Regions from separate parts of the Mus musculus genome. Here region 1 is linked to region 2. A link is a loop called in an ENCODE intact Hi-C map of the cell type or tissue named here. Cell type or tissue: left cerebral cortex. All regions are shown on one strand. Each heading gives the region's core, and the rest is flanking DNA. Links, peaks and the distances in the headings are about the cores only.

The links. Hi-C counts contacts between places; a loop is a spot of excess contacts. Peaks named below come from ENCODE experiments on the same cell type or tissue, not always from the same donor. Only the 100,000 strongest peaks of a DNase experiment are listed, where the experiment ranks them.
Region 1: it touches region 2 in a loop (5-fold over the local background); 5 of 42 quality-filtered maps call a loop at or near these places.

The regions. Positions count from the first base shown.
Region 1 is chr14:19,880,716-19,893,472 of GRCm38, reverse strand. Gng2 (guanine nucleotide binding protein (G protein), gamma 2) reads left to right here. Exons shown (of 4, transcript NM_010315.4): 3 at 2,072-2,187. The coding sequence starts at 2,101. Among named protein-coding and RNA genes, the nearest start is that of D14Ertd670e, 48 kb to the right of the region's middle. In left cerebral cortex, for the core only: no CTCF peak of the experiment used is centred there; a DNase peak (open chromatin) is centred at 5,725; H3K27ac peaks cover 1,154 bases.
Region 2 is chr14:19,931,320-19,944,076 of GRCm38, reverse strand. The region is part of intron 2 of Gng2 (guanine nucleotide binding protein (G protein), gamma 2); the gene reads left to right. Among named protein-coding and RNA genes, the nearest start is that of Gng2, 40 kb to the left of the region's middle. In left cerebral cortex, for the core only: no CTCF peak of the experiment used is centred there; no DNase peak of the experiment used is centred there.

The DNA of each region.
Region 1 (12,757 bases), core at 1,489-9,488, 50 kb after region 2:
GAATGAATTCTAGTTCGCAGAAACGTTAGCTTCATAGAAGAGTGTCCAGGGACTTGGAGATCATGGCTGTCTTCATCAGGCTGGCTGGAAGTCAATCCTCTGGCTTTATAGAGTTTTGCTAGGCTGTCAATGGTTTATTGGATTTTGGACATATAATATCCCTATGCAATGACCAGGTTCTTAACCATGCTGATGAACCATCACAGTTTTTAATTTCATGTGTGTGTGTGTGTGTGTGTGTGTGTGTGTGTGTGTGTTCCAGACACACATGTGGAGGTCTGCGGACAACTGGCAAGAATCATTATTTCTCTTCTCCCACCATGTGGGCCTTCAGGGGTTTGAACCTAGGTCGTCAGGCTGCAAGTTCATTTACCCATTCAATCATCCCTCAAGCCTTTTTTCTTTTTTCTGACAGGAATTTCTCCCTCACTTTATCTTCAAGTGTCTGATGGTAGTTTGGAGCTTCTTGCTCCTTCAGACATAGCTTCAATTTCTCCCTCACTGTGTTGCCTCCAAACCCTTTGAAACAAAGTTGAGGGAACAGTTAATTGCCTTCCCGTTTACACTGCAAATGTTGGGCGGGCTGTTTTCAGCATTCATTATAAACTGTCTCAGAAGGAACTTGACAGAGAATTATATGAAATATCCTCTTTTATCTTGAGGAATTATGCATGGAAAAATACCAAAGAGATAATTTATAGACTTTTGTTCTTAATACTAAAGAGATCACTTATAGTCTTTTTTTTTGAAGTGGTGGTTAAAATTGTCTATGACCTATTATGTGTTATTCTTCATCCCTTGGGTTTCCTATGTGCCCTTGTTCATTTTTGAGAAGAGCCTGGTCTGGTTCCATTCTTACATAAAAACATTTCCCAAAGTGAGCCAGCATTTTAGCTTTTAATATAATGGATCCAGAACAAGAACGGACCAGTGTTGACCATGTGCTGTGTTTCATGTCCTGGGCCGGGCATGCTAGTTAAATTACCGCTCTTGGATATTGCTCCCTATCAAATGTCAGTAACCTCCAGGGACAGCTTTAAATGATCTTGTGTAGAACCTCGAGGAGAAGCCAGACCCAATCCAGAGCTGGGGGAGGACACCACCAAACATGAAACAGAATGATTTTTTAAAATAAGGAAAAAAAAAAAAAAGAACAGTAAGAAAACAGTAAGATGATCTATAGCCCAAGAAAGAAGTAGAAGAGAAATAAAATTTAAGGTAGGTTTGAAAGCGTGTGGGAGCCATGCCACAGGAGGGGGGGGGGGCTGGGAGCTCCGGCAGAGACACAGTCGCTTGATCTACATTGGCAGAGAACTTCCCTTTCAGAGTAGAGGGCACACTTCAGCATTTGAGATGTGGTTCTGTCTCCCCTGGCCACTGTGGCTGTGTCCCTGAAGGACTAAGAAAAACAACTGGGAGCAAAGAGCTATGAACTCAGACACAGGTCAGAGAGTACTTAGGGACTTTTCTTCACAATGTGCAGTTCAGTGGCATTGGAAAGTCAACCCCCACACTCCCCACCGCCCCTGCCGTCCCAGTTTAGTGTCTCTATGGTAAGCAGTTTGAGGTGGTCACAGCTGAACAGCAGAGTAGAGCTTGATGCTGATAGAATATTGGAAATAGTGTTGAGAACTGAAAGAAAATTGAATTTGCCTGTGTTTGCTCTGTTCAGCCTTCTTCTCATTCTCTAAGGACACATCACCCAGCCCCGGACAATAGAGAACCCATATCCACAGCAGCCACACAGTAATGGTGTGTACCAGAATGCTACCAATTCCAGGGCATTTTATAAATTAAATTAAGATGATTTAATATCATATATACGTGTGTGTGTGTGTGTGTGTGTGTGTGTGTGTGTGTGTGTGTGTGTTGCCAGACTAGGTAAACTCTTTGGGGCAGAGCAGAAATGGGAAATCAATGCCTTCAAGTTATACATGATGCTGATTGAGATACAGGTGGCTGGAGAATCAGGCCTGGTTACCAGCAGTGTTTTGAGGTCCACCAGTTGTGAAGAAATGTGTGCGTGGCAGCTTGTGAATTCTCTGATGCAGTCTTCCTCCGTGTTTTCTAGAGTCTCTGAAGACCCCATCCAACGCTCCAATGGCCAGCAACAACACCGCCAGCATAGCACAAGCCAGGAAGCTGGTAGAACAGCTGAAGATGGAAGCCAACATCGACAGGATAAAGGTGAAGATGACGTAATCTGTAGCTCATCTAACTTGACTAAGGAGCAAATGTCTTGCAGCCAACTGCCATTTGATTGGTTTTCTACAGAGATGGGTAATATCAGAAAGAATATGAGAGGGTTCTAACAATTCCACTGATACTAATTTCTCTAAGGTATCTTTGTTTTCTTGAGGATTCTCCAACATCAAATGATGATATGCATTGAAGTGGGGTCCCTATGTTGAGTCAGAAACAATCCAGGCAAGGGTGGCACATGGCCTCAATCTTTATGCTTGGGTGGCAGAAGCAGGTGGATCTCTGAGTTTGAAGCCAGCCTGGTCTACAGAGCGAGTTCCAGGATAGGCAAGGCTACACAGAGAAACCCTGTCTTAAAAAACATAAACAAGCAAACAAATAAATACCACAGCAAAAAGAAATGGGCTTGTGCTGAGTTCCAGCCAAAGCAAAGGGTGGGCACTTGAGACATCAATCCACTAGCCAACTTCCAGACCCAATAAAGATCTTCTCATTTTGGAAGTGCCATTCAGTATCTCAAATTTAGTGCTGATTTTATGAGTCTAATCTGTTTTCTTCATTCATCACTGACAAGTTTTCATCTTTCTATCTTACTGATTTTTTTTTTCACACTTGAGGCTTAGGTAGGCATTTCAGTGAATGAAGTACCTTCCTTCAAACGTCTGGGCTTGAGTTTGGATCTCTAGCATGCCCACACAAAGTCAAATTTGGGTGCCTGCAAGATGGCTCAGTGGTAAAGTTGATCAATAATAAGCCCAGCAATCTGAGTTCAAGTTCCAGAACCCACAGAGTAAAAGGAGAGAGCTGACTCCCTCTGAGTTCCACATGTGCACTGTGGTACACACACACACACACACCCCGCAACACATACCATATACGCAAACACACACATACACACATACTACACATACCACACACACTTACCACATACACACACTCACATACAAACATCACACACATACACACTCATATACACACATACTACATATACACACATCACATACACACACACACACATACATACACACACACACATACACACACACACGAGCGCGCGTGCACGGTAAGGAGGCACCATAAATAAATGATGCAAAAAGAAAACATCCAGATGTGGTAGTGCTCAGAAACAGGCAGGTTTCAAGGACTCAACAACCTGCCAGTTAACAGAAACAGAAAACTCTAGATTCAGTGAGAAACCCTGTTTCAAAACTAAGGTTGTGAGAGATGGAGAACAATATCCAGCATTCACCTCTGGCCTCCACGTGCACATACAAAGTCATTCTTGCTCTCCCTTAAGAGGCCAAGCCGCATGGATGTCTAAGGAAGATCAGTAATCCACTTTTTCTTTCATGCCCCAGATTTCAGTGTTCAGACCCTTGGCGTGTTTTGAATGTAAAGCTAGCCCCACTGTCACTGAATAGACAGCTATTATAAGTTGGATTGCCCAAGTGGTAAATTTCTGTCAGTCACCATAATTTCACTTCCTTAGAAACACTTTAGGAAACGGAACTCAGAAACATATCTCATTGTACTAAAATAAAACTAGAACATTATTCCAAGTGCCTTCTTAAAGACCATGACATTTTTCTACTTTCTCTTCTATACCTTAAAAAGTCCAGATCAGTTAGTGGGTGCACTGGACTGGGCAGTAGGCAAGAAAATGTGGCTCAGGACCCAAGTCCAGCCCACGCTGTTTTTATAAATAAAGTATTATTGAAACACGTGTATACTCATTCACTTACATTCTGTGGGTGGCTCCAGTCACACTCTGGCCATAAAATAGAGGTGTTAACAGAGATCACACAGGCCACAAAACTCCAAATAATGACCCTCTGTCCCTTAACAAAACGAGTCTGCTGGTTAGAGCAGTTGTTCTCTGCCCACTCTATGTTCACATCACTCAAAGGACTCTATAAACAGATCAATTCCCAAAACATGCCAAAAGGAGAGCCAATTAAATCAGGATCTCTTGGGTTTAGGGTTTAGGCATCAGTCTTTTTTTTTTTTTTTTTTTTTTTTAAATCTTCAGTTAATTCCAACATATAGCTACAGTTAAGACCTGCTACCTCAGAGCAAGGCGTATGAACCTCCTCCCTCTGTCTGCCCGGTCCTGGATAGTGAAGAGAGCGCTAATCTACCTTCATAAAGAAGCTAGGCAAATAGCCAGGGCATTTTCCTTTGTAAACTATGACTCCTGGAGGTGGGCCACACCATCGTCCCTCTCTGTTTTCTGCGGTGTTTATTTTTCCTAGCTTGTGAGTGAGACAAGGACTCCTTCCTGTGTGTTTTCTTCCTCTGTCACTCTCTGGCTCCTTCTCCTTCATTGCTTCTTCTTTTTCATTCCTTTACTGGAAAAAAAAATACAGAGACTGGTGAGCATTTTAACCTCTAGGAGAAGGGAGGTGGCCCAGGGACTGCTGTATCAGAGAGAGACACTCATTTCCTTTATGAGGGACCAAGGCTCTCCACCAATCATCATCCTGAGAAACAGGAGTTTTGTTTTATGAAGCTCTGCTGTAACTGGCATACCCACCACTCTTCACAATCACTAGACACTGGTCCTGAAGGAGCACATGCTGAAATGCCCTCTTCCACCAGGTCATTTTTTCCATGCCTGCATCCTTGACTGCAATGGTTCCTGCTTGGTCCCTGCAGTCCAGTTCAGCTTGCATCTGTCAGCTGTCAGTCACCTGTCACACTCCTGCCAAGAAAACTTTCCAGGAGAAAATTTCATTGTGTTCCTTTCCCACAGAGAACTTAATTATTCCATAGATCCCCATTCATTAAATAACAAATCTCAAATGTTCATGGAATCCATGGAGTTCCCTTGCACATCTCTTCAGCTTCATGTCCTTCCTTTTGCCCACAATGTCATATCAACTACCTTTGATTCCCTCGAAAGGAGACTCAAGTGCCTTGAACATCCTCCATTTCTCCCTTTCCACTCTTGATTTACTAATGAAAATGGCACTCCTTGAGAGGCAATCCATGAGGGAGCACTCCATGAGGGAGCACGGACTCCCTAAGGACTCAGGCCAATCAATAGGTTCTCAAAGAAGCGTTCCAGGACCTTCCCTGTGACGTTCAGATGTTTTTCATCTGTTCATTTGTTCATCTATTTGTCTAATACATATTTTAGATTTTCTATGTTGCTGGCACTCATTAGATTTGGAAATGAACAGATAGGATTCATGCCCTCAGTTATGTGAGGGGTAGACATGGACGATACGACCTGCTATCAGAATAAGCAAAAATATCCAGGAAGGATAGTTTCCAAAGATGTCAAAGCTAACCCCTGAGTGTTCTTTGAAGAGACATGAATAAATAGCTTCTGAGAGATGGGGGGTGTGGGGAGCACATGCAAGGCTTAGCCCAATGAACCATGCACGGAGTGGCCACTACCCGAGTGAACTTCGCAGTCGCATCTCTGAGTCCTTCTTGATGTCATCAGACCTTCTGTTGATGGAAATACAGCAGCAGCCTGTACTCTGGCATTTGTTCTGTACCACACAGCCAGCCAGGCATTCTGTGGTGAAATGACAAATTATTTTTAGTTTCTCTGTTGGGTAACACTGTGACTATATTGACACCGTTCTCAGCTAGCTGGTTCAGGGATCCTTCAAGGGCTCTGAGATTTCTAACTGCTTCACTTATTTTTTTAGGCCTGAGCCTTCCAGCAGCAAGAGGGGACTTTTGTTTGCTTGTTTGTTTTTGGCTTTCTAGGCAGGGTTTTTCTGTGTATCGATGACTGTCCTGAAACTTGCTCTGTAGACCAGGCTGACCTTGAATTCACAGAGACCCACCTGCCTCTGTCTCCTGAGTGCTGGGATTAAAGGTGTGCCACCACTGCCTGGTTAAGAGGGGACTTTTTGGACAATGCTAGGCTTTTAATTTTCCATTTATAGATGTTACCTCATCAAACAATAGCTTTATGTGCATCTTGAAGAACCAGCTGTAGCTAAGGTGACCTGAGGAGGACCCTTGGTAAGAGGACTAGGGTGCAGCTACCACTGGAACTCCCAAAGATCCCATAAGCAAGAGGTGTCTTACCCATCAGGTGGCCCCCAGAGTAACCCAGCCTGTTCTGTTGGACCTGAATAACACTTTTTAGTTTGAAACCTTTCTTGTTTTTTTTAACCTTTGTATCGTATGTCCTGGGAGATTCAGACTAATGGAGCCCATATCTGTTCATAAGCCCAGGCATATATAAATGACCTTCCCAGGTGTTCTCTGTTTCCTTGTTAGCATTTCCTTCAAGGATAGGGAGTAAAAGCCAGGGAGTCAAAGCAAAGGCATAGAGAGGGATTGTGAATGGTGATGCTCAGATTTCTAAAGCAGGGAATATACAAAGCCTAATAGAGAAATAAGGGAAAGCTTATCTATCCTTAGAATGCAGGTGGGGGACACATACAGAAGTAGAGGACAGCAGGGTTTCAGGAAGTATCTTGTTATTACCATATTAGGACTCTTCGGGTATCAAACAGAAACCCAAAGCAAACTAACTTAAGCAGAAAGAGGGGATTATTTATACAAGACACAAGGTATCATAGAATACAGGGGCAGAAATGCAGTTGAAGGGTCAGCAATTAAAGGGATGACTGGAGCCACTGGGAACTGGGAGGCTTCCACGATGAGCCATTGCTTCTCCTGCCATTTGTATTTCCTGGGAAGAGTGAATTTCTCAGCTGATTGGTGCATATGACAGATACCAGATGGCCACCCTCAGCTCCCAAGGTAACAGGAAGACTTGGCCATGTTTTTTCCAGTTTCACCGCCTTAGTCTGACATCTCTGGTTAGGAAGAATAAGACATCTCTAACTTTAATCACCTGTGATCAAAATCAAGCTGCAGCATAAAATCCTGATTTCTAGGAATTAAGAATAAAAAAGGAGCCAGGAACTGTTGTAAACTAGGGTGATCTTTGAAAGTGGCCACTCTTAATGTTACAATCAGGAATCTAGAGGTAAGAGGGGGAAAAATCCAAGGCCAGGAACATGAAGAAACTGATTGGTTCTTAAATGGTTAGACTCATAAATTGACCCCCATAACAATTTCAAGATTGCTTATTTCTCTCAAATATTTCTAGTATACCTTTTCAACGGATTCTCCTTCTTGCTCTAGTAATGTGTTGTGTAAATTCCTACTTACCTGGTCATTCTGGGCTCCTCACTGGGAACATCCCACTCCATTCCACACCCCTTTTTTGCCCATGTAAATTATATTTCCTCATTAAAGGTTAGCTTAACCCTTCATCTGTTTATTAATCTTTTTGTATTCCTACCAAATTTGCTAAGTAACTTTTATTAATTAAACTTATCCGAACAGACTACATGGTCCTTTAGGTCAAAGACAGTTTTTGTGTCCTTTGTGATTCTTTGAAAATTCTAAGTATGAATGTAATTAGCTAAATAAAACTGCAGTAATCAGAGAGAATTCAAATGCCAGATGAAAAGGAGTAGGAGAGTGGGTCTAAGTCAGATGGTGTGCTATGGTGTGACAGTAGGAGAGGTGGGTCTAAGTCAGATGGTGTGCTATGGTGTGACAGTAGGAGAGGTGGGTCTAAGTCAGATGGTGTGTGATGGTGTGACAGTAGGAGAGGTGGGTCTAAGTCAGATGTTGTGGGATGGTGTGATTATAAGTAAACACCATTTGCAGTGTACCTTTTAAAACAATTCGAAAATTATAAATGACAGGATGATTTTAATAATTGAAGAATACATTAATTAGGGAGTCAAGTCTGAACATTTCTAATTTCTATCATCTTTCTGATGATAGACCCTTACCACATAGGAAATGAACTTCAGAGAATGCTGTACTGAGAAATGAACTAGTTTAAAACAGGTTTGAGGGGAGCCTGAGCTGCATAGCAAGATCCGGAGGCTGGGGAGGGGAGGCAGGAGACAGAGACAGAGAGACAGAAAGAGAGAAGGATAGACAGAGACAGCGACACACATAGAGAGAGAGACAGAGTCAAAGAGACAGAGAGACATCTAAGAAGTGAGCTAGTTAGATATGCATAGTGCTAGGGAATGGACACATAGCCTCGGTTTAGGGCTTTGTAAATATTTTTTCCAGCATTTGAATTAAAAGCTTTAAGGTCCCTTCTTCAAAGTGTATGTTCAATTTTATTAGGAAGAATAAGGTAAACTCCTCCTTGTGGGTCAATTCAGAATATTTTCATAGATGATAAAATCAGTAAAACATACAACAGCCTTATAGACATTCAAGTATGGCCAGCTTTAATTTATTGTACTTGCTGGAAATGAAGCAAAAGCTTTTCAATTAAATTCTGGTCTGCATTGAGATGAGTGAGAAACTTCTATTTGAGGAAGGCTGATTAAATATTTAAGAACTCAGTAACTATTGGTCCAGCACCACGTATATACTTATCCCTATGCATTTTACATTGCCACTGGGGAAGCACCATACACTAAGCATCTAAATTCGAAAGCCTAAAACATTTCCAAATCCAAAACTTGCTAAGCACCAAGACAGTGCCACCAGGAGAAACTTCCACACTTGACCTCAATTGAAGGGTCATAGTAAAAGCATAAGCTCATTAAAAATCCTGTAAATCATTAATTTCAGGCTATATTCATGAGGTGTGAAATATAAATGAATTTTGTGTTTTGACTTGTGTCTTAGCCATACACACACACACACACACACACACACACATTCCATTTTTCATTTAAAAAAATTTAAAGCAAGGTGGTCCAATATTTTGAGATTCTCAATTTGTACCTTTTACAAAAGTTTAGAAGTTTTAAATCCTGAGAAATTAAATTTTTCAAATAGCCCAGTTATCAGTGAAAGCAGGGTCTTCCTTACATACATACACACACACACACACACACACACACACACACACACGACTGTTAACTAAGCCTGGTGGTGTAAGCTTGTAATATCAACTACACAAAAGACTGAAGCAGCCCTGGGTAACTGCATTAATGCAGGCAAACTAGCTGAGGACGTGACATCATGACTGATAACCTTTAGTGCACAGGCAACTTCACATGGGCGGAGGCCATGACAACCTGTCAGGGTGTATTTCTTTGCTTGATGGCTCCTATGGATTCTGAGGCATCAATTTGAAGATGGAGCTCAATGTCAGGATGTAATGAAGATGGAGTTGTAGCTCTTCATTCCATGTCAGCTTGACAGGCGGTCTGGCTTCTACCTTCATAGACAGCTGTCTCTTTTGCAAGTTCTCAGAGACATCAAGGCATCTGTCTGCTTACAATAGTTTCTCATTATTTCAGAGCCGATGGTTGTAGTCCAGTGGCTGTCTAGAGTCTCCCTCTCCTCACTCCTTGCTTTGAGTTTGGTGAGGTGAGCCGTGACCTGGATTTCAGCAGTTATCAGTCTGGGAAGTTCAATGCTACTGTCAGAGTAGAGAACGAGAAAGTTCAGTTACTGAAGTTCTTGCCACCCAAGCTTGAAGACCTGGGTTTGAGCCTCACCCCAGATGTGACGGTGTGCACTTGTGATTCTAGCACACAGGAGCCAGGCAGATCCTTGGAGCTTACTGGTCAGCCACCCTGGCTAACAGAAGAGCTCCAGACCAATAAGAACCCACTTTACAAACAAAGCAGGGGCTAAGCGATGCCTTGGCTTTAGCACTAAGAGCACTTGCTGCTCTTACAGAGGATCAGAGCTCAGTTCCCAGCACCCAGGTCAAGCAACCCACAGCTACCGGTGACTCCAGCTCTGGGAATTTGGCACCTTGTCTTGGTCCCTTTGGGTATCCACACTCATGTGGCACACACACATACACACACACACACATCCATAAATCTAAAAATGTGTTTTTTTAAATGATGACATTCTTTCTTCTGTAAAGTTATTTCTGTCCTGGAAACATGTCAGTTGACAAGTCACAAGTACAGTGACAAGAGCTTGGCCTTCCACCTTCAAATGCTTTAATGTCTATTTCCTGCTACTCAGGACATTCTTCTCCATGGTTATAGTGTAATAGTCAGAGTCAATAGTGGTACACATTTCCATTCTAATAGTGAGACTCCATTTAAATATGAAAAATGACCCCAATCATAATTTCTTTAGCAAAAGGACCTGATTGAAAATCCTGTCTTGCACTTAGCTGTCCTGTGTGACACAGCTTCTCTCGAGACCTTGACACACTTTTAAGATTGTGGTCCATTTATTTTATGCAAGGTCACTCAGTTTGGGCTCATCTGACATTTCTTTCCTTCACTATGTGGTCCTTGCGGATCAAACTCAGGTCGTGAGGCATGGCAACAAAGATATTTACCCACTGAACGTTTTGCTGTCCCCCTTATCTGATATTTTGTTCTGATTAAATTCTAGTTAGAAATCCTTGACCACATAGAGTGTTTCTTTGTTGCCCCCCTCCAAGTGGGACTTGATTTTGAGCTGCCACTTACTAGTGACATTAACTTTGACTATTGACTAAGGTGGCATCCTCACAGTTTCTCCATGAGAAGTAATTCTTTTTCCCTTTGCAGTTCTTCGGTATCTTGAAATTTGGGAAAGGTAGCTCAAGATTGTGTGACACTCTTTTCTTCCTCATAAAACATCCTGGTTTGTTTGTTTGTTCTTAATATATTTAATTATGTTGCTATGGACTCAGGTGTCCCCACTTAATCAATAGTTTATAATCCTGGTTAATTTATTATTTATTTTACATGTACAGGTATTTTGCCTGCATGTATTTCTGTACTGGCACTCATGGAGGGCAGAGAGGGTACCAGATCCTCTATAAGCAGCACTGTGGGTTCTGGGAATTGAACCCAGGTCTGCAGGAAGAACAGCCATGCTTTTAACCACTCGACCATTTCTCTCTCCAGCTCCTGTCATCTGTTATTTTGATCTTAAATTAGCACAGGCTAAAAGCTGGTTACTCTGTCCTTTGGGTGTGAATCCCTCATTCCTTTGAGCATTTGCCTAGTTTGGAGTAAAAGCAGGTTCTCCTCTTATTTCTTTCTCAGCCCTGGAGTCATCCTTTCCTCCAGGGAGCCCTGGTTCCTTAGAGAATGGTATTTAAGAACCAAGATCTGGCTGTGCAATATGGTCATTGCTCACAGGTCCTCTCCCTGAACAGAGCTAGAAAATGCATGTACATGTTCACATATATACACACACATATATTCACACACTTCATGTCTTTTTTTTTTAACTATGTCTGTATGTGTGTGAATTTATAACCACACATTTATACCCAAACCACCAAGTCCTATTCTATACTGTAGGGTTAGTATCATTTTTTTCATCTCCACATTTATAACCTCCCCCATCTCCCTTCATCCCTTTCCCCTGCATGGAACTGAGTTTCCACTCCACACCTCCCCTTCTCCACAAAAGATGCCTTGCACATCCTTCGTATCTCTCTTGATCATATTTTCTTTTCTTCTGTGTTTTCTTGATGATATAGAGAATATTTGTAATAGCTTCTTTGGAAAAATCCCTATCCACAAACTGTATGGACCACACCAGTCAGTCAGAAATCTTTTTGTTCCAATTAGTTTATCTCTTCCCTATACTTAAACCCTCTTTGCTTATTTGCTATTGGCAATATTTTATGAACAGTAGACACTGTGAAGTTGCCTGTAACTCTAGTTCCAAGGAATTCAATGCCCTCTTCTTGCCCCACAGGAATTTGTAAGAATACACCACTATTAGTTGAATAAAATACCTGTTCTCTAAGGTTCCTTTGAGAACTTCTTTAGCGTTGACCTCTTCCATGCGTCAGCACTGATACCACAATGATGAGTAAGACAGATACTGTTCCCTCCCCCCCCGCCCCCCCCCACACACACACAGCATAGTGCTGAAGGGTTAGAAAATAGTAAGCAACCAATGAACAGGCTCAGAAGGATAATCACAGTGGGGAGGGATGTGGCTTCTGTGCGTGAGAAGAGTGTCCCACTTGGACAGAAAAGGATAAAGAAAGCTTGTTTGGAGGAAGATCAGTGAGTGCCCTATCAGGAGTCAGATTTCTGGAGGAAAAACAGGACCGGCTGCAGAGGATGTGTGGAAGGATGCTCACCAGAATCATATATACACATCTGCAAGGCAGAGAGGACTCTGGGGCTTTCAAAATTAAAGGAGAAGTGTCCGGATATGAAAGTGGAGAGGGGTGGGCTCTAAACATTCAGGACCCATAGGTTAATATATTATGGTTTTGTTTCCACAAGGTATCATGGGCAAGAATGGGGAAGTACATAAGCCAATGTGAACTTTTAAACTACCGTTGTAGTCACAATATGGTGGCAGGATTTGTGACAGTGTCAAAAGCAAGGGAGTCATCCAGCTTCCTTTCACATTTTGGTGTCCTGGACCCAACTGGCTGTCTGCTGAAGTTTTTGGTCCCTTTCTCAGAATGATGCTTTTACATTACAGTAGAAATGACTTATGTTGAAATACAGGTTATCAGCATAGTTTTATAAGCTATTTTAGATAATAGCACATCTCTAATAAATATTTTCAAAACCTATATAGTATACATTATGGTTATAGATATGTTCCTTTTTTTACAGTGTCTAATACCATACCTATAGCCATGAAGTGGGTT
Region 2 (12,757 bases), core at 2,031-10,030:
TATTGAAGGAATTTTGTTATCATGCAAAGCAATCTATAGTTGTTTTATATGCGCTCATTACTAAAGGCTGGAATTTGTAAGTAGAACATGGTTACTTCTGAGACACTAATGGCCTAAGGGTGTGGATGACATTCCTTGGGCTATTAAAGCCAACAGAATCCAACAAATACCCCATATTAACGTACACTCAGCCTTCAGAGTCTGAGAGGACATTTCCAAAATATACACTTCATTTTTAAAATCCATGACTCCAGAGAACAGAAGAATAGGGAAAGGAGACCAGTGAACTTTAGAGTGATCTGATTTGAAATCACTAAAAAGTCTCAATGAAAATTAACAGGCTATAAAACCCCACCATCTGAATAACAGTCTACGTGAGAGAGGAGAGAGAGAGAGAGAGAGAGAGAGAGAGAGAGAGAGAGAGAGAGAGAGAGAGAGAACAAAAAGAAAGCTATGTTGTAGAAAATCACAATGTAACAATTGAGGATTTTTTTTAGAAATAACAAAGGGACTGCATGGTTATATGGAGAACTAATTAGACTCGCTAATTAATTAGGTAAGCATGTTTATTAATCATAGGATCAAATAAGTTAGATGGCTTAAATAAGCTCTAAAAAAATCCAGATCAAGTTGATCCATTCCTATAGTGAGACATAGTTGGTTTTTTTTTGTTGTTGTTTTTGTTTTTAACTTTTTTCAAATATAGATTCTTAACTTTAAAATAATGGTAGGGCATGTTAATACTTGAGCCAATAAAACAGATAATTTTTTAAAAACCCAATAACTTAATAGATAGTCTTCCTAGGATTCATTAAAGACATGACATATGCATGTAAATTAGCATCCAAGGGAAGATGCTGAAGCTGGACTGGTAACATTTCAAACTCCAGTGTGGAAGAAACCCTGAAACCTCTGCAAAGTAAGGCCAGATGACATTCCAAATACTTCTTTTCCAGTGCAGCCACTGTTAGGACCATGAGCCCCCCAAGGCATTGATATTAACATCTGCAATTGTACTTTTAGGAAACTAAATTTCCAAGCAAGATGGCTATTCATTTGGGGAAACTCGAGAAAGATTTCAACATATCCCACCCACCCTAAGTAGTCATTGACTTGCACTCAGGTTCCACACAGCTGCTGCTCCACACCGGGGCCTCTGGTCAGGTCCTCCTCTCAGGGACAGTAACCAGGGTCAGATGACAGTTGCTCCAACAGAGTCGCCCTGAGGGTGAGGTGGTCTCATGGGCTTCTTATGGGCTTCTTCATCCTCACTCAATAAAAGTGAAAGATGCAAGTCATGTGAAACAAAGTGAGAGAGAAAGAGAGAGAGAGAGAGAGAGAGAGAGAGAGAGAGAGAGAGAGATTAAAGCAACAGCTCCCACAGAAACCTGATGGGAGAAGCACAATAGCCACAAAGGGCCAGGCAAAGTCCTTTGTCTGAATTAAAAATAACTAAAAACGGTTTGATGTGAACTGACTGCAAATGCTTCATTCACTGTAGAAGGCCCACGCTCCTAATGAGGCCTATCTCTGCTGCCTGTCACCAGCCCTGCCATCTCTGCAGTCAGCAGCAGCACTTTGCCAAGGTCAACTCTCCCCCTATACGCTCCTGCTGCAAAACCTTAGGGAACTGGCAGAGATAAGATAGGTTGAGCGAGTGACCACTACCTCCTAAAGACATTCTGAAGGAAATGAGGAGAGATGGGGGCAGAGGGAAGGGAGTGTAGCTGTGTCCAGACTTTCCTGACCAGGTCTTTGCTGAGCTGTCTGTAAACATATCTCTTCTATGGAAGAGACCTCCAAGAACACACTGATTGCCAAGGAATGAGGCTTGCGCTTTGAATGCCGCTCTTCTCTGTGCCACACAAGTCTGGTCCTGACCCATCTGGCAAAAGTGAGTTTGCAACAGGGAAGTTTGGAAGAGGTAGCCCGACCAATCCATTCCTGCCCTGCAGCTCCTGACTGGAGCATCACAAATTCTGGACAGCCCCTCCTTTGAGGCTTATATTAATTATCTTGTTTTTTTTTTTAATTTAGATGTATATTTTATGTATATGAGTATTTTGCTTGCATGTATATCTATGTGCCATGTGCATTTCTGGTGCTCATAGATGTCACAGAGTTGTGTGTCAGATCCCCTGGAACTGGAGTTCTGGACAGTGTGAGCTTCCATGTGCATGCTGGGAGTAGAACCTGGGTCCTTTGCAAGAACAAATGCTCTTAACCACAAGCTATCTCTCTAGCCCCAATTAGCTTAATTTTGTTGCCATGAGAAGTAAAATCTCCCCCAAAACATAAAAAAAAAAACCATAACAATGAAGCCTCTTTTTGAACATATTGAAAATTTTAGAAAGTGCTGAGAGATCAGAAGTTATATATGCTAAATTATATAACCCATAGTTCATCTCTTCCCAAAATAATGTTGATTTAAAACAACAACAATATTTATAATTCTTCTGTCATGGCCAAACAACTCTAAAGGGAGAAATGTATTGCTTGCAAATGTTTTATTCTTCATTCCTGTCTTAATTTGAATAAGGATAACTGTTAATGGGGCAGAGGGGAGAAAGGGTGGACACGCTGAAGAGCTCTTGGGGACAAATGCAGTCCTCCCAGCAATCTGCATGCTATTTTATTAATTTCTTCAGCGGCCGGCCCTGAGGGAGACATTGTTGCAGCTATTCCCTAGGCTCAGGCTCTTTATCTTTCTTCCGAACTTGCAGCCACTGAACCTATTTTTATCTTTCTATTCCACCACCAAGTTAATTAATATGAACCAATTTAACAATTTCAATAGAAATACTGATAGAAAGGATACTGTCTAAATGATAACAAACTCACTTTAAAATTAGTCGATAAGAATTAATTTCTGAAACAGCTCATGGAAGTCGAGGAAGATTAAACACACTCGTCTTTAAAGTCCATTGTAGAATGCCACAATTCAAAATGGTGTGCGGTAGATAGAGTTACAGATAGAAATGTAGATTATCATACAAAACCAAGGGCTGGAGAACAGAGCTTCAGACACTTAGGATTTAATATGCAATGCTGCATTTGTCGTTGGCAGGGAAAGTTATTCATTGTTTCTCTAAGTTGAAAGATTTTGTCTGCATCTGAAAAAAGTAATAAATCCTGCTGCTTGCTGGCCAGTGAGCTGTGTGTAGGATGCATGGGGTACGACGTGTGTGTAAATGCACACTTTGTGTGTGTGTATACATTCATGAAGGGATTGTGTATGTGTGCTTCTGTTGGGATATCCTTGCTGCAGTTTCTGAGACATCTGCCATTCTTCTCAGGTTTATGTTTTTATATAGACCTGGACCCTTTGACATCTAATATTGTGAATCCTGCTTTCTAGTCCTCCCCTATCAGGGAATCTTAAAGTTTAGCATGTAGCAAACCACTCCAGTCCTGTTGGCTAGTTCAGAAGCTGTGCTTCTGTGAGTCTGGGATGGGGCCAGAAGCTTCGCCTTTCTAGCAAGTACCAGACACAGTGGCCTTCCTAAGTGAGTATACCACTGGAGACTGAGCACTTAGGAGTTTTTATATTAGTCGAAAAGCTTGTGTTTTATAGAGTAATTTGGACTCTTTAGATCTAATAATTTTTTTAAAAAGAGTCTGGTTTTTGATGAATATTTTGTTTCATTTTTCCAGTTATGTATTGTAATTATTGGATTTTATAATAGCACCAGACTTCATAGCATTGGAAATTAAAAACAAACACATAGTGGCTAGAGAGATGACTCAGCCATTAAGAGTGCTTCCTGTTGTTACAGAAGATCTGTATTCAGTTCCAAGCACCTGCCTCAGATAGCCCACAGGAGATCTGACGCCCCCTGCTGGTTTTACATTTACACACACACACACACACACACACACACACACACACACACAGCTTTTAAAAAAATAGATGAATAAATAAAACCATATCTTCTCTGTGGATTATTCACTGTGGTTTCTCTTGGAAGAGGCATATGGTATGGGGCAGAGCACAGCAGACAAGCTCTAATATATGACCTAATAGAAGAAGTAGAGATTTCATTACAACATAGATACAGCAGGTCCCTAGAACACAGGAACATAGGACCACATGGCGCTGCTAATTTACATGTTTATCATGAAAAACTAAACTCCCATCTTTAGGATTACTCATATCAAGTTCCTGATGGCAAAACTCACTGGTACCAAGATAATATTTAATGAGATTGGAAATGGAAGGGAAGAGAAGGACTTTATGGCTTCTGTGTTTATGACAGCAGGTGGTGATATATATTACCTGGTATCTACCTAGTACATATGCCCCACAGCCCCCTGGTCATTCTCTACATAGACGGACATCTTTTCTTTTGAAATTTTGGTGTGTGTGTGTGTGTGTGTGTGTGTGTGTGTACATATGTACATGAGACAAATGTCACACACATATATAATAGAACATGACAAATATTTAGTTAACACATTAGAGGGCAAATCTATACAAAGTCTGGTTTAAAGAAGCCTAAAGCTCAAATACTCTGAGGAACAAGAAAGAATGCTGTAAGTATGGTTGCCTTGTTATATAAAAACCATTTCACATCCTACAGAGCAGGACAGCTACAACCTTTTGGGTAATTTCCTCATTCACATAATTTGCATCTCTATTATGCCAAACTAACTGACAATTTGTCAGTCTATAAGTAGACCTCTACCTTTCTGGAGTGGTGGCTCTAATACACATTAAATCAAAAGATGTCCTACATAGCAGTGAGCAATGTCAGACAAGCTTGGGCTTGACTGTGACATTGGAGGGACATGTGGCTGTCTTTCTATGTCTGCGCTTTGGAAATATTGTCCTCACAGATGTAAAAGTTTTACTTAGAGAAATCCTTTCCTTTGTTTTCTGCACGGAGATATTGATAAGTCTGGGGCAGAACAAAGAGAATTTTCATCTTTCTAATGTTCAGGATTTTGAAATGACAGGCTTGGCCTTAAAGCTGTTTTGGAGCCTGCAAAATGGCTCAGTGGGTAAAGGTACTGGCTTCGAAACCTGATGACCTGAGCTCAATCCCCAGCACCCACATGGTGGGAGGAGAGAACCAGTCTTCAATTGTCTCCTGACCTCTGCCTGTGTACTGTGGCTTATGTATATGCATACATACACACACACACACACACACACACACACACACACACACACACACCCTGACACGTGCATGTAGCTAAATCAATTAATGTAATATTTTTATAACCATTTATAAAAGCCTTTGGATCTACTGTCTAATTGCCAGTAGGAGTAGCACCATTTTCATGACTGAACAAGAATAGCGGTGCAGTTGTACCCACTGGCACTGAAATGCGCTCCTGGCAGACTCTGGCATTTATTTGTGTGGGTTAGCTAGTCAGTACATATAAAACTCAAATGCAGAACATGATACCCCCACATTCTCACATCCTGCCATGTTAACCATCTCCATTGTATGAAAAATGCTTACGACCTGCTGTCTAAGCATGATAAACCTCGGGAATGACTTTTCTGAATTATCATTTAATTAAAGTATTTGTTTGGAGGTACCCAGGGGCCATATAGACCAGCGGAGCTCTAGTGTTGATACACAAAAATGAGTTGGTGAGAATGTATCTCTTCACTAAGATTTAAAGCACCTAATGATGTGACACATTGGTGGCCAGGAGCGTAGTAATGGACCTGTGGAGAGTGCCAAAGCAGATGTGGATTACAGCAGATACTCTGTGCCCCAAAGCAACAAAGGAGGCCCATGGGTGCCCAGGATCTGAGAAGAGGAGAGCAGGCTGTGAACAAGGTGGCCCTGTGCTGCTGTTTTCCAAGGTCAGAGGAAGAACCAGTGAGGCAAAGGTCTGCTGAGAGGTCCTAGCATCCAGATGTGCACTGTCTGGTAGTTCTGTGGTGCACATTGCTGCAAAAGACACTAGAGTTTCAGTAACTGTCAGTATAAGGGTGAGTCTCAATATCATGTGCTCTGACTAGGATGTCACTTAGCTGGACAACTGCAGCAGCAGTGAAAGTCACTGCAGAAATTTGATTTTTTTTTTTTTTTAAGTTTTATGAGAGGGTTTCAGGTAGCTCAGGCTAGCCTCCCTATGTAAAATGAGAATGACCTTGCTTCCACCTCCCACGTACCATTGTTATAGAATTGTGTCCCCATAACCCATTTGGGCTGTGGGTGGAAATGGGACTCTGGGATTTTACATGCTAGGCAAACTGAGCTACATCCACAGCCCCAGAACAGCAATTTGTGAAAACTCAGCAAAAGATTTGAAAATATCTGCAGTATGTTGGCAAATCACACATACACACACACACACACAAACACAATGGTGTCACTAATTTATCCAATAAAAGAAGTGTTAAACATCTTTTATTTAAATATTTTGGGTTTATAACATTATCTGGCTATTAGTTAAATATTTTTATTTTGTATATGACTGACTATATAAAAATTGAAATTATTTTAACCAAACCATCAAAACTAAGAAAGAATATTGGCAATATAAAAGTTAGTCTTACTGTCTAGGGATGGCAAGATGGCTCAGTAGGTAAAGGCACTTGCTGTGAAGCCCAGTTATCTTAGCCCAGTCTCAAGAATCCATATGGTAGAAAGAAAAACAAACAAACAAACAAAAAAACAACTGCCACAAGCTGTCCTCAGATCTCTCATAGACACATGTACTAGATAAGTGTATTTTAAAAATACTCACTGTCTAAATTTATGGAAAGTGTTTATTCAAAGCTAAAAAGATGGCAGATGCTTCCAATAAGAGATAGTTAAAGTTCATAGGCTGTTTGTAGAGAAATGATGGCAGGTTCCTCAGGGAGGGGATAGTGGTTGATCAGAGCCTGGTCTCTCCAAGTAGGTCTTGTCTACCTGGAAGTGACTTGATAAAAATGAATTGATCAAATGAGAAAACGAGTCAACACATGGGCAACTCACTGGCCTGACCAGTGACTAAACAAATGCAAATTAAAACTATAATGAAATTTTCCAATACTTGAGTGAGGAAGCAAGAGGATCCCTGGGCTTGCTGGCCAGCCAGTCTACCAGTATTAATGAACTCCAGGTTCAATGGGAGACCCTGTCTCAGAAAAATAAGGTGAATGTGCTGATTAGATCTTTGTCAGCTTGGTACAAGCTGGGGTCTTCTGGGAAGGGGGACTCTTAAGTGGGCAAATGCCTCCATCAGCAGCTTATGCTGAGAATACCAAAGAACCGTGCTCTCTCTTAGCTCTAGCCTTTTGGGTCTTTGTAGTTGACTTAACATTGGCCACTTAACTGCCTAGCTCTATGAGACGGATGGGCTGTAGGAGGTTGAGCGGGCTGAGCTCTCTCTGGTGTCTGAATCCATCCTGGCTCCCTGCTTCTCCTTTTACCCTCTCACCCAGGAACTAGAAGGAGTGGATCCCTGCGGATTGAATGAGAGTCATCCCTATAGGATCTCTATTTGAATACTTGGTCCCCATTTGGTGGAACAATTTGGGAAGGATTAGGAAGTGTGGCCTTTTTGGAAAGGTGTGTCATTGGGAGCGGGCTTTCAAGTTTTAAAAGCCCCACATCATTCCTAGTCTGCCCCTCCCCCTCCCTCTCCTGTCTCCCTCCCCCTCCCCCTCCCCCTCCTCCTCCCTTGTGGTTGTATCTCAAAATGTGAGCTCTGGACCACTGTTCCAGCACCATGCCTGCCTGCCTGCTATCTTGTTTCCTGCCATGATAGTCATGGCTCGCAATCCATGGAACTGCAAGGCCCAAATAAATGTTTTCTCCTGCATGGTGTTTCATCACAGCAATAGAAAAGTAACTAACACATCCCCAAATAACTATATTTTGCTATGAGTCCAGCCCTCAGGAAACCCTAGGCTTGCTTCTCAGACACTGGGGAGTTAGTAATAGTTTATTTGAAATAGTTTTGTCTGTAGAAGATTTACATTTTCTTTGAGATGGCTGTAGTTTTGGTTTTAGAGAAGCTTTGTGCTTTCTGGTTGTTTACCACATCAGTGAAAACTGTTGTCAGCAACTGAAAAACAGGAGCTAGTAGTCACTGAGGCTGAGGCTGCAGTGCAGTTGCCATCCAGGTGCTTCTGCCTGGTTCAGCTGAACTTCTCCTGAATATGAATACCTTTTGTTATATCTATGATTATAATATAATTACAACATTGCCTCTTTCCTTTTCTTCCTGCTAACTCCCATGTGCCCTACCCTACCCTGCTCTCTTTCAAATTCATGACCTTTTAGGTTTTTTTTTTCCATGTTCTTATATATTTCTAAAAATATAAATTAAACCCACTCAGTATAATGCTACTTGTATGCACATTAACTCTTACCTTCTTTTGAGTCAGCTAAAAGCAAACACGCACTTGGAGAGGATGGATGCCTTTGCTGCTTTGGTTTGAATATTAGTTATGTTCACGAAGAGTGGAACCAAATATGCTATGAGGTTAGGTCTGCCATGTGACAGGAAAGGTTTCCCTCAGCAGGACACTGCCACGAACAGTGTCATCCTAGACCAACAGCAGCTCCCTTCACAGTTTGAAGCCAGCAAACTCAGAGATGACGATTGCTGTCACTTGTATCATGGAAATTGCTAGAACTTAGACTTCTCCGATGAGACAATGGTTTCTACTCCTTTTCTACTACCTAACTTTCAGGACTGTAGTAGTTTGAATAAGTTTGGCCCCTATAGGCTCATGTGTCCGAATGCTTGGCCTATGGAGGGGGTGTGCACTATTAGGAGGTGTGGCCTTGTTGAAGGAAGTGTGTCACTGTGGGGGTGGGCTTTGAGGTCTTATGCTTCAGCTCCATCCAGTGGAAGAGCCAGTCTTCTCCCAACTGCCTTTGGATCAGGATGTAGAACTATTGGCTCCTTCTCCAGCACCATGTTGACCCGGATGCTGTCATGCTGCCTGCAATGATAATGAACTGTACTTCTGAAACTGTAAGAGAGCCCCAAGTTAAATGTTGTTCCTTACAAGAATAGCCTTGATCATGGTGTCTCTTCTCAGCAATGGAAACCCTAACTAAAATAAGGATCCTTCTCCCTTGGCCTCCCTATTTTGATTTTATTCTTTCATGTGATTATTTGACCTACGAGGAGGTAGGACATCACAGACTATTTTCTGCATCATGCTCAATCATGTGTGAGTTTACTTGTCAATTGAAATGTGCTCTCTAAATATAAACTCATGATTAAGTCATTGCTTGGTTTAACCAATGCCCTGGATTTTCCTGTTGGAGCTTAGGTGCATGGGATAGGACTACCTTTCAGTCTCACCGGGGAAGGCGAAGGGTTCATTTCCCTGTAGCATCACTAGGTCATCACTAGCTCTTGCAAGTATCCCTTCTCCACACAAGTTCTCAAACCTTAGTGTAGTAACTAGTGGGAGATGAGCTTGTGTGTGCTCATGTGCACATGTGTGCAGAGGCCAGAAGTAGATAGCTGGTGTCTCTCTTATCACTGTCAATCTTATGAGGTAATATCTCTGTCACTGAACCTGCAGCTGGCCAATTCATCTAGCCTGATGGGTTAGCAAGCCCAAGGGACCCTCTTGTCTCCCACTCCCCAGCAACAGGATTGCAGGCTCACACGGCCCCTTCTAGCTTTTGTTTTTAATGTGAATATTAGGAATAGAACTAAGCCCTCATACTTGAGTGACAAGTACTTGAGTGTATGAACATCCCTAACCCCAGGATGTGATTTGGAAAACTATTTACTGAAAAATATTTCAAGTGAATTTGCAATCCACCTATTACTGCCATCTTCCCACACCCATGAAAACAGAACTTGTATGTGTAGAATGTATTTTGCAAACAGCCTGCTGGGGAATCCTTTACAGAGACCCCCGAGCCTTCATTCTTAGCCAGGCTGGGGGCTCCTAGATTGTATTCAGGCTGGCAACTGCTGCCAGGTCTTGACCCATGGAAAAGACTGGCTCTCAGTGCTTATACTGCGATGCCTCTCTGACTTCGCATTGAATCTAGAGGTGCCAATTTGTATTCACATTCTTCTCGCATATACAAAAAAAGAGATACATATTCCAACTATTTTAAACCAAAAGGAAGAGGAATTCTAGCCATATTTGGGCAGATACTCTTGGCTGGGTTGAAACCATTGCAGACAGAGACTGTGAATGGGAGGGAACACACTAGCAAAAATGGCGATAGGAAATTCTATAACGTGCAACCTCATTTCCCTCTGCGCTCTCAGCATTAGGGGAAATTAAGCTTCTATACAAAAGCAGTCCATTTCTTCACTCACCAGAGATCCCACTTAACAGGAGAATAATAGGCAGCTTTCCAGCATGCTGGCCTCTTCTTTTTGTTAGGGTGTGCTCCTGTGACATTTAATTTGAGCCACTGTCTGGCTCAATAATGCAATAGCTAGTTGGGTCAAATAGAAAAGGCAGAAGTCTTTTTTGCAAGTGCAGGACTTGAATCTGAAGGCTCAGGAACATATCTGTCCCTCACTCTTGTGATGCCAGTGACCTTCACTGGACTCGCCTCCACCTCCCATCCTGACGAGGCGGCAGCACACCCCGAGGCCAGAACAAAATGTCTTGCACTAACTCGAGTGCATGGTCTTTACCAGAGTGGAGTTGGCACAAAGTGGTGTGAGATTAGTTTAGAATGTGAAGACAGGATCTACAACTCGGGGGCAGGCTTGAAAACTGAGTTGGCTAGATCCAAGTGTCCTGTTGAAAATCATAGAACACTTGCTGTCTAGAATGTCAGTGCATGTGAAGGGCTGCAGTAAAAAAACTGCCAATATGACCACTCCATAATATGGTTAAAATTTTTGTTGTAGATGTCGGGGTGGGGTGAAAAAGAGGGGGGAAGACACACATACACACACACACACACACACACATACAGAGAGAGAGAGAGAGAGAGAGAGAGAGAGAGAGAGAGAGAAGACAAGCATCTGGAAGAGTTTAGATCAGAGAGAGAAAGTAGACTGAATATGCCAACAGACTGGCCATGGCCAGTGATAGAGAAGCGGAAGAGCAAGAGAATAGTGGAGACAAGAAGAGATAGCGGATAGAGCATAGTGAGAGAGAATATGGAATAACAGAGTAGGTGCTGGACTAGTGGAGAATAGCAGGGTTATAAAGAGGGTGTGGTGGTTAGAATAGGTATAGTACCCATAGATTCAAGTGTTTGAATGCTTGGCAAAAGAGAGTGGCACCATTAGGAGGTATGGCCTTGCTGAGGAGGAAGTGTGTCACTGAGGAGATGGGCTTTTACGTCATATATATATATATATATATATATATATATATATATATATTAATATATATATTAATGCCCAGTGTGAAATAGTCCCCCTCTGCTGCCTGCTGATCAAGATATAGAACTCTTGGCTCCTTTCTGCTCCAGCACCGTGTCTGCCTGCTTGCCATCATGTTTCTTGCTATGATGATAATGGACTAAACCTCTGAAAGTATAAGCCAGCCCCAATTAAATGTTTTCCTTTATATGAGTTGTCATGGTCTGTGTCTCTTCACAGCAATGAAACCCAAACTAAGACAGAGGGTGAGTAGCTAGATTATGTGATATGATGGTAACAACTTCCATTCATCCACTCATTTGCAGATTCATCTACTAACAATAATGAGTGCCACTGTGTGCTAGGAGCTAGAAGAGTCCCTAGGTATGAGTGACAAGAGTCATGGACATGGAACATCTGTCCACCATGGGAAATAGACAACAATCAAATAGTCACAAATAGGTATTTATAAATTATATAAATCCTATATCTAGGAAATAATAGTATCTCAGAAATTCTAGGAGCTCAAGTCTAAAGGTTGAGTTTGAGATCAGGGAGAAGCTGGGAGGATTGTGCAAGGCAAGAAGCCAAGTCACAAAGAGCATGCATGCGAAGGTCCTAAGGTAGGTAGGTAGTCACTGGACGGTGAGAGAAACCAGTGTGACCAGAGACCAGGGCTAGAGATGAGGTAGTAAAGAGGCAGGAGAAGCCATACTGTATAGAGCCCATTCAGGCTGCTGGGAGCAGTGTTTTCAGAAATATAGATCCAAAAAATGGCACGTTAAAGGAGAGCTCAGGAGAGGATGGAAGTGGCACTTGCCATTGGATTGGTAGGAGACATCTCAACTAGAAAAAGACACAGCTAGGGTCTCTACTAGTCTCATCCTGCTGGTCTTCCTTATCTACCTGGGCTTTGTGAGCAAAGTCCCATTCACCTGACCCTTTCTGCATGTGGCCTTGCCAAGACTTTTCTCTTGTATCCACTTTGCTTTTCTGCCAGCCAGGAGCATTCCACCAAAGTCCATGCCATAGAATGAGTTACAAGAGGCTCTGGGACATTCATGAAGATTAACTCCATCTCCATGTGGTCTTCAAGTGTTCACAGCTATAGAAAGCCCATAGTGGTGCCTCAGCAGTATCACTTAATAGTAGTGTAGTCAGTGTGGGTCACCTGTCTACATGGAGTTCATGCCAATAACTTCCAGAACAAGCTACTTGCCCTCTCTTTGCCTTTAGATGTTGAACTCCTGAGATGTATTCTTGTGGCTCCAGTCAGAGCTGATATCTAACAGGCCTATGTTTCTAGCTTCTGAGTTTACCTCATGATACTATTGTGGGGTGGAAAGCAATATGGATGGGGCCTTGGGAACCAGGTCAAGGTCTGTTGGTGACTCTCAACCATCTGATAGCTCAGCATTATGATTCAAAGCGATCAGCATGAGCAATGGGCATGAAGCTGAGTTGGTAGAGTGTTCACAGAGCACCCATGAGA